2 separate regions of the Homo sapiens genome follow, and region 2 is linked to region 1. A link is an interaction called in ENCODE POLR2A ChIA-PET data of the cell type or tissue named here. Cell type or tissue: MCF 10A. All regions are shown on one strand.

The links. Peaks named below come from ENCODE experiments on the same cell type or tissue, not always from the same donor. Only the 100,000 strongest peaks of a DNase experiment are listed, where the experiment ranks them.
Region 2: POLR2A ChIA-PET joins it to region 1 with 11 read pairs; 4 of 35 experiments call an interaction of 5 or more read pairs at or near these places.

What each region holds. Positions count from the first base shown.
Region 1 is chr6:149,333,495-149,338,494 of GRCh38, forward strand. The region is part of intron 1 of TAB2 (TGF-beta activated kinase 1 (MAP3K7) binding protein 2); the gene reads left to right. Among named protein-coding and RNA genes, the nearest start is that of TAB2, 18 kb to the left of the region's middle. RefSeq lists an enhancer at 3,219-3,368. In MCF 10A, no CTCF peak of the experiment used is centred here; DNase peaks (open chromatin) are centred at 867, 1,527, 2,627 and 3,287.
Region 2 is chr6:149,074,862-149,079,861 of GRCh38, forward strand. UST (uronyl 2-sulfotransferase) reads left to right here. Exons shown (of 8, transcript NM_005715.3): 8 at 1-2,129. Among named protein-coding and RNA genes, the nearest start is that of UST-AS2, 45 kb to the left of the region's middle. In MCF 10A, no CTCF peak of the experiment used is centred here; no DNase peak of the experiment used is centred here.

The sequences.
Region 1 (5,000 bases):
TTAATCTGTCTGTCTTCTACGCAGTCCTTCTGCCCATTTTCAGGTAGATGGTAGATGTATAGGCCAAGTTTCTCTTCAGTATTTTTATATACCTTTCCACTTTTGAGCTTTACAAGACAAAAATACCCTTAGCCCTTACTATTCCAATGCAGATTTAAATATTAGGAGATTGGGTATTTTTAAAACCATATATTCTTTTATTTCCAGATCCATAGTGTGTGTGTGTGTGTGTGTGTGTGTGTGTGTGTGTGTCTATGTGTCTGTGTGTACAGATACATATATTGTGTTAGTCCATGGCAAATTAGTAAAGTTTGTAAAAAGAATGTCTTTCTCTGGTATTGTTGACACCAACATAGTAAGAATGTTTAAGTGCTTTGCATTAAGCATCTCAGGGAATAAGGAAAGGGAGCTGTATAAAATAATTCTTTGTCTAGTAGGACAAACTGTGTAGTTAACTGAGTCTCGTATAGAGGTGCCTGCCTCACATGATTATTGGGAGCATTAGATGAGTTTATGCATTATAAGTCATTTGACCTAGTGCCTAGCACTTAGTAAATGTAAGCTATTAATAGAAAATTTATTGCTATAAAATTATAAAAATAATAAACTTTAAACTTTATAATCATTTTTGTTATAACTCTTCACTTGGCTTTCTTGATACCATTCTTCCCAACATTTTCTCTGCCTGATTTTTCTGACTTATTCTAAATTCTTCATCCTCAGGTCTCCTCTCTCTTACCTTTTTTTCATTATTCCCTGTGTCAGTGTCAGCACCTTCTGCTGAAACTCACTACAGCGTATCTCTACAAAATCTCTTGCCTTTCTTAGGGAGGAAAGTGACACGATTCAGCCAGTTTTTAGGAAGCTAGCCAAGTTTGTTACCACTGTGAAATACAGTTTAGAAAGGCTTAGCCAGGCATAAGGCCTGTAATACTAGAGTCTTGAGAGGTTGAGGCAAGAGGATTGCTGAAGCCAGGAGTTTGAGACCAGCCTGGGCAACATAGCAAGACCCCATCTCTAATAAAAATAAAAAACTAACTCGGCAGGTAAAGTGCACCTGTAGTCCTGCCTACTCAAGAGGCTGAGTTGAGAGGATCACTTGAGCCCAGGAGTTCGAGGCTGCATATCTATGATTACATGACAGCACTCCAGCCTGGAAAATAGAGCAAGACCTTGTCTCTTAAAAAAAAAAAAAAGAAAACCTTAAGAGTAGAACAAGCAGTCAAACAAGAGGTCATGGTGTTAGGTGATTGCCCAGATAACACATACTTGAACAAGGACATTGTGGTGGAAAAGAGAAATTTTTGTGAAAGTAATCAGTGAAACTTTGCCATTGATTATATGTGGAGAGGAAAAGAATTGAGAACTCTGAGGTTTCTAGCTTCAGAAGCATGTCATTTATAATTAACAGAGAAATACATTAGTGAGTAGGAGGCAGTGAGTTGAGTTTTGGACAAGGTGACTTTAGGTTGCCAGCATGGTATTGTCAGGCTATTAGTTTACTTGTTCCAGTCCCACCCCTCCCTTCCGCCTCCCTCCTTCCCTCACTCGCTCACTGAATTCCATTGCTATTAGTCTAAGAACTTCCCTTTAGGAAAAGTAATTTTTTTTAGTCACAGTCAGCAGTAGAGCTTGAAATTTGTGGAGACCAATTCCCCATTTCCTACCCACATTCTCATTATCCTCTTTTGGTCCGTTTCCCCAGGGAAAAAGGTGAAGATTATTTAGAATAATATCTACTACCATCATTACTACCACCCCACCCCACCTCACCTCCAGGAAATTGGTAGAAAAGTTTATATATAGATATGTATGTATGTATGTATTATATATATAAAAAATATATGTGTGTATATATAACATATATATAATATTTACATACATATATTTGAGACAGGGTATTACTCTGTCACCCAGGCTGGAGGGCAGTGGTACAATCATAGCTCACTGCAGCCTTAACTTCCTGGGCTCAGCCTTAACCTCCCACCTTAGCCTCCCAAGTACCTGGGACTACAGACACCAGCCACCATGCCTGGCTAATACTTTTTTTCTAACTTTTTGTAGAGGCAGGGTTTTGCTGTATTGCACAGGCTAGTCTCAAACTCCTTGGCTCAAGTGATCCTCTTGCTTTGGTCTCCCAAAGTGCTGCGATTACAGGTATGAGCCACTATACCTGACCTAGTTTTTTATTTTTACATCAAATAAATGAAGCAACTTGGCAGGGCTCTTTGAAGAAAAATACAATTTTATGAAGTGTTTGTGATTAAAATATTAATAAGCAGAGTAACACCTCATTCATCTAGTATTCTTAGGTAGTAAGTACATAAAATGATTGAAACTTACTCCTGAATCTATTTTAGAGATTTTATAGAGATTTTACAATATATTATGTATATTGTGTGTAGATAAATATAGATATTCATACCTCCAAATCTATTTCTTTATAATGTTTCACATACTTTGCTGCTTTCTGAAATAGTAACACCTCCTCCCCTCCCCCACTTTTACCCTGCATACTAAACCTTTTCTGGAAGATAGAAATAAACATTTTGTTTCAGAGCTTCAGAATGAGTCAGGAACCCCGGGTTCTAGTCCAGGGCCTGGCACTAAGTTGCTATATGAGAACTGAATCATAGATTCTAGAACAGTGCCTGGCACGTAGTAGTGCTTAACCAATATGTTTGGAATGAATCATTGTCTTGTGCTGACTTTAGTGCTCCTTCCTTGATTTATTACTTGGAATTCATTGCTGCCTAGTAAATAAGCTTCTGGGTTCTTAATTAAATAGGAGTATCTAGGTTCTGATAGAGGTGAACTATAAGCCTAATTTATGTCTGTTTTAACTCCTTAGTGGAACTTTTGGCTTATCTTGATGTATTTTCTGGTACTCGAAGTTGCCAAACAGATGATCTTCTGTGCTTGATTTATTGGGGGCACTTGCTGAGTACTTTATATGTGCCTATATTATGTATATGCAGTGTTCTATGTGTAAGCACATAGCACATGTCTCCGGGGATCTTATAACTTAGATGAAGAGACACAGAAGTAGACTGTAAGAGAATAATTAAATGTTGATTCATAAAGCATTGACCTACAGCTACATTAGTAGTTGTAGGAAAAGATCCATGTGGGCTGAAGCAGGATAAAAAGAATTCAAGTAGAAGGTGAAATTGGAATTGGTTTTGAAGAGGTAGTTAAGATTTTGATAAGCCTCAAGGTGAAGACATAACATTCTAAGCAAGGGCAGTAGTGTAGTAAGCAAAGAAAGGAAAGTGTGGGTTGAACATGTTCAGACAGGCCTGCCCAGATTCCTAAGGGTGTGGGGACTGCTGGGAAATAGAAGCAGGTGAATTTAATAGAGTAGTTTTAATCTGCAAGACCCTGAAGGGATCCAGGGATACAATTTAGAGGGCTGCATGCATTTAGATAAAAAAAAAAAAGTGACATCTTTATATTTTTATGAACTTTGAACTGAAATTTAGCATTTACTTTTAATAAGATTTTAAGCGGCAGACTACAGTAATATTAGCAGTACGTATATCTTTTATTACTAATAGAAAAAGCACAGATATTTTCAGATTACAGCTGTTGATATCTCTATAATTTATGCATATTACTACTTCAGAATTATGGTTTTTATTAGACTCCCACTAGATTTTATTGTATTATTACTAAAGAAGCATATGTATGAATATATCACATACAAGGTTTTTAAAAACACTTGATAACTGTTTCGGTATAATTGGTTTTCTTAGTAATGTATATTTTATGCATTTAAAACCATATTTTCAAAAACAACTATATTTTAGTAAAACTGGCTTTCTTTATAATCCTAGATATTGTATTTTATGCATTTAAAACCACTCTGAGGGGGACTCTGTAGCTTTCTCCAGACTGCCAGAGGGATTCATGACCCCCGATCTAGTGGAACCAAACTGGAGAAGGCATTGAAAAACCACACTGAGGGGTTTTAGCTGAAGTGATAAGCAGGAAAGGAGCCTTGCCAATTTTGTTCATTTGTTTGTTTTGTTTCAGTTACAGAATAGATGTGTTAACATAGAAAATTTCAAAGTTTCAACCAGTTTAGAAAAAAGGGTCAAACTCTTCTTAGCTCACAATTGTAGATAAACTGTTTAAAAAAATAACAGAAACTCATCTTGTAACACCACAGTCACTATCCTTCCTCTTTTATTATTTATCTGTTTCAGTTTATTAAATTCCTCTGCAATTGAGTGAAATATTTAAAGTGGTTATATAGGAAACTTTCTTAATCTCTTATACTATACTTACACAGAGGGTGGGAAGACTGGCAGGGAGCTAAGCAGTGGGTCTGGTCATTTATATGTTTGATGATAGGGATAGGGTGGTAAGCAGTTAGAGATAGAGTAAAATTGCAGGAGATATTGGAAAGAAAAAATAATAGAACTTGGTGGTATGGGAGCTGAGATGCATGGAGTCAGGTAAGAGAGAGTATCAGGAAGAAAGTTAAGTATAGGGTGCCTAAATTAGGATTCCTAGAATAATATTATACAGGTCCACAATGCTTTATCTGAAACCCTGAGGCCAGCTGTGTTTTGGGATTCAAACATTTTTGGATTTGGGAAAGGTAACGTGTATATTGTATATTACATAACTCTCCCAGCAAGGTCTGAGGTATCATCCTGTAACTAGACACTAGTATCTCTGCAGTGAAGGTGAAAATATTCACAGTAAGTGGGCTAAATCAAGCCTGTAAATAACCTTACATCGGTTCAACTCAGATTTTTGCCACCACCAAATGAGTTTCCATATGAAGCTTCGTGGAAAAATCTTGTCCTGACATTTTATTTCAGAACTATGGAAGTAATTGTGGACTGTATTGACTGTAATAACCATTGAGGAGAGTCTTAGAAGTTGTATTTTAAGGAATGTTAATTACAAAATGGATGCGATTTCAAGGAGTTGGGTAAAGGTAAAGAAAGAGAAGAGAGAAGAGTTAAGGTAACTTCACTTTGCAGGCT
Region 2 (5,000 bases), 260 kb before region 1:
AAGAGCAAGTCAGCTTGTGCCGCATCCCCAACCAATCCACAGCCTGGAGTACCTTTCAAGGTCAAAGTGCATGGCCAGCTCCATTGAGACATTCCATTTCAAAGCACCGTGCTGACAGATATCAAAGTACTCTAGCAGGGAAAATAATTTGTTTGCTGTGTAAGGAAGAATGTAGACAAGACAGATAAATCTGAAGGTCATGTGGCATCAGGGAAAGGGCATGGCTGTGTCTTTTGCACCCAATATGAAACATCTTCTCCCAACACTGCTTTAATGGAAGTTCTAGGAACCAATTTAGCTCAGGCATTTGACTCCTACAGCAGAAGTTCTGAGCCTGACCACAGATGGTGTGTAATCTATCAAACACACCCCTGGCCAAGTTGGGTCCTATAGGACCTGGTACTATGTACTATTGTAACTTCTAGTTCCCTAAGAGGTACCTGTTTTCAGTAAAAAGGGGTCCTGAGTTCTGTGCAGGTGGAAGAGCTACCCGAGAACTACCTGAGTTCTGTGCAGGTAGAGTCCCATTTCTTATGGGACCTGTGTGCTCCTGAGAACTCTTACTTGAGACATCAAAAAGAAGCAGCAAGAGCTTCTGGGACAGAGACTGCTTGGCCAGCTTTGTAAGTAAGTGGCTGCCTCCAATGTGATGTGAGTACATGTTGGGCAGTCTCACTGTCCTAAGGTATGTCTTCTTTCCACCTCCCACTGCCCCTCCCCTGCCACCTATCAATGATGCCTTGGTTCAGTCATTAGAAATCTGTTGCTTTGAGTTCTGAAATATTTTCACCTTAAAAAAAATGCTGAAAATACACATTCTCCTGGGAAGACGATAAACAGCTAGCTAAGAAGCCGAGGTTCAGTGGTGGCAGCAGGAAGGACACTGCCACAAATTTTGTCTATTTCATATTTGTCCCCTAGAGCCAGCCCTAGCAAATGTGTGAGTTGGGAGTAGTTAATAGTAAATAAGACTCTGACTTTACACAAGCTACACATTTTATACTTTTCATAAACCACAAAGTCTCTCTAGAATTTTTTCTGCCTTCACTAAAATTGGACTGTAGCCAAGATATAAAGCAAGTCATTTGGAACCTGCCGAGTGAGCACTGAAGCTACTTTATCATGAGATGTGTGTTAAGAAGGCTGCAGCCCACAGGAGTCCAGGGAAGGCGGGGACCACAGAGGCACAGAGTCCAGCACTTGGCCGCTCATGGGCCTTCTTTCTGCCTCAGAGGACGGGGGCAGAGAAGTGATGAAGGGAAATGTTCTTAGAGGAGGAAATATCCTTTGTCCTGTTCAGAGAGACCAGGGCCCTACCATTAGGCATACTTTCAGAAGCAACCTGGAGAACAGCTATCAATCATATTCAAAACCAGTACAAGAACTGCTGCCTGGTACCCTGTGAGTCATTTCTATGAAATTCCATATAAAGAATGATGATAAGTTTACACACTGTGCAATCTCACAATCTGAAAATAAAGTTGAGTTGGCTGTGTTTTCTCTGCTCTTGTCAGAACATTGGGACAATTGGTCGTTCAAAAACATTCATCCTCTTACTGCAAGTTTATCTGGGTACTTTTACCTGTGTGTTCAAAGGCATTTCTTTTCAGCAGTGATCATTATAACTTCACAAAAAAAGATGCTGACGGATTTACTTACAGGGCCTTAATGTTATTTTGTCCCAGCCAACACCCTCTAGGTCCTAAAAGTCAAGGTACTTCAGTTTATTTGGCAAACATGACAACATTTTTTTTGGCCCTGGGCCCAACAGTTTGTACTTCATGAAACATATTGTACATTTTACATAGTTTAATTTAAAAAATACCTTTTAAGCTAGTTGATCTTTGACTGTCTTATTTATTATAACCTTTCAGCACATTCCAAGGTTTTAGTTACTCAGGAAGGAGTTAATTAAAATGATTTTATTTTGGTCTGATGGATGTTTTTTAAAAGGAAAATTATTATTATGAACCTTCAGCCTACTTTCTTGAGTGCCGTAAAAGTGCTTGTAAATCTTTTTTTTTTTTTAAGAAGAAAGAAAAAAATGGTGTTTGACGTTGATGGAAATTCAAAAATATATATGGAACTGAAACATTAACTTAGCTAAAATAAAAGCAATCTGTGTTTGAGATGAAGCATTCCTTAACTTATTCATCACCCATATAAATAAATAAATATAAATAAGTTGACATATTTCTTCCATCCTGTTGACAGCTGGAAATAAAAGTGCCTGCAGTTCCTCCCCTCAGCCTTCTTAATTGGCCAAGCTTTTTTCCTCAAGATGGGATTTTGAAAAGCTGTATTTTAAAAAGTGTATCAATTTTCATTCGTGTAATTATATGACAGCAAAAAAAAGGGGGCTGATAAAATGAACTAGTCATTTACTCATGTTGTTGCATATTTTAAAAAGCAAACAGGTGATTTTATCAGTATTTCCACGGTTGGTTTCATGTCGGGGTGCTACATCTGAATCATCTGTCTCTGTTATCCAGCATCTACGGGGCATGTCTACCGTCAGATAGGAAAGGAAGGATGTGCCCCAATTCTCAGTGTCTACGATGATCTGTTTCTCAGACATGCAGCACTTCAAAACCTGGACCACTCTAAGCTCTCAAGTGAGTAGTCTTGATCTGGAAACACCGTTCTTGGGAAATTTCACTGCTGTGGTCAAATGGAGCTTACAAAGAGAAACAAACTATGCTCCCTGTGTGTCTGATGCTACATTCCAATTACATGTGACTGTTATATAAAAGAATCAGAATGCTGATACGAAAGGAAAGAAAAATCCACTTTGGTAATGGTATGCTTTATTTCAAGTAAGAATATGAGAATCTTAAACAGCAGGTGATAAGTGGTGACCTTTGTTCATCATTTTGTTTGTCCTTCTGTAACTCAATCAAATGATGTTTGACTCAATCAACTTTAGAGCCAAAAATACTCAAGAAAAACTGGACCGTGCCATATCTGGGGTTGCTTGTGTGGTCTGAAGTTCTTTATACATGTGCCATCACCTGCGGGTTTATCCAATGAGCTATTTGGCCTTTAATGAATTTTATAGATAATGACAGTATTTCTTAAAAGGCAGGATGACAGCCGAGCGCGGTGGCTTATGCCTGTAATCCCAGCACTTTGGGAGGCCGAGGCGTGCGGATCACGAGGTCCAGAGATTGAGACAGTCCTGGCTAACACAGTGAAACCCCGTCTCTACTAAAAATACAAAAAATTAGCTGGGTGTGGTGGCATGCGCCTGCAGTCCCAGTCACTCAGTAGGCTGAGGCAGGAGAATCACTTGAACCTGGAAGGCAGAGGTTGCAGTGAGCCGAGATCATGCCACTGTACTCCAGCCTGGGTGACAGAGCGAGACTCCGTCAAAAAAAAAAAAAAAGAAACAAAAAAAAAGCAGGATGACAATCCATAGCTATTAAGAAAAATAGCCCTCTGGGTCAAAATTGTGAAACCCCCTTCAAGTAAAGATAAAGAGGAGTTATTTTACTAACACGGCTTATTTCACATCAGATGATAAAGAAATCTGTAAAAAATAAACAAACATAATGTTTTAAATATCCTGCTACAGAAAAGTCTTTTTTGGGCTAAAACCAAAAATCCAAGTCTGTTAAGAAAAACACACAGAACTTCTTTCACAGCCCAGCACATTCATTGTGATATCATGTGGTGTTAGTCGGCTAGGCCTACCGTAACAAAGTGCTGCGGACTGGTTGCCTTAAACAACAGAAGTGTATTGTCCCATAGTTCTGGAGGCTGGAAGTCCGAGATTGAAGTGCTGGCAGGGTTGGTTCCTCCTGAGGCCTCTCTCCTGGGCTTGCAGAGGGCACCTTATCCCTGCATCCTCCCGTGTCCTTCCCCCGTGCCTGTCTGTGTCTTGATCTCTTCTTCTAAGGACCGCAATCATATTGGATTAGGGCTCACTCTAATGACCTCATTTTAACTTAATGACTTCGTTTAAGACCCTAATATGGTTTGGCTGTGTCCCCACCCAAATCTCATATTGAATTGTAGTTCCCATAATCCCCACATGTGAAAGGGACCCGGTGATGGATAATTGAATCATGGGGGTGGTTACCCCCATGCTATTGTTCTCGTGATAGTGAGTTCTCATGACATCTGATGGTTTTATAAGGGGCTTTTCCCCTTTTGCTGGGCGCTTCTTCTTGCTGCTGCCACCATGTGAAGAAGGACATGTTTGCTTCCCCTTCTGCCATTATTGTAAGTTTCCTGAGGCCTCTCCAACCATGCTGAACAGTGAATCAATCAAACCTCTTTCCTTTATTAATTATCCAGTCTTGGGTATGTCTTAATATTAGCAGTGTGAAAACAGACTAATACAGATCCTATTTCCAAAAATGCTCACATTCTGAGATACTTGGTTAAGACTTTCATATATGAATTTGTGGGGGACACACAATTCAGCCCATAACACCCAGACTATAGCAGAAAAGTTAGGGCAGAGGAACTGAATTCCTACTAGGAGAGAAGCAAGCCTCAAAGTGCAGATTCCTATAGTTGCATTGGGGCTCTGGAGCAGTGATCTGGTCCATTCCCTCATTTTACAGACAAGGAAAACCAAGGTCCAAAGAGGAGACACAAATATGTCACATGCTAACTTTGCCCATTGAGGGTTCCCTTAACTTTTGAAGCAGCTACCAAATTAAAACTTTAAAAAGATGATATAGCCAAAGCCCATCTACAGACCTAGGATCCAGAATGAAAGTGATGAGGCACTTTCAGCCACACCCACTGCCACCTGCTGTACTGGAGCAGCCTCACCATAGGGCTCTCCTGGGAGCCGGGGCTTTGGAACTCGCCTTTCCACAGAGGGAGGGGAGGCCCTATTGGTTTTCAGTCACTGAAGTCCTCAGAGACAAATCCCAAATAAATATTTTATTTTTAATTTTTCTGTCTGCTCAAAAGACACAGAGAGGTTCTTGTTCCTTGGTAAACAGACTTGGAGCATGTTTGCCCATCTCAGATTACAGAGTTTT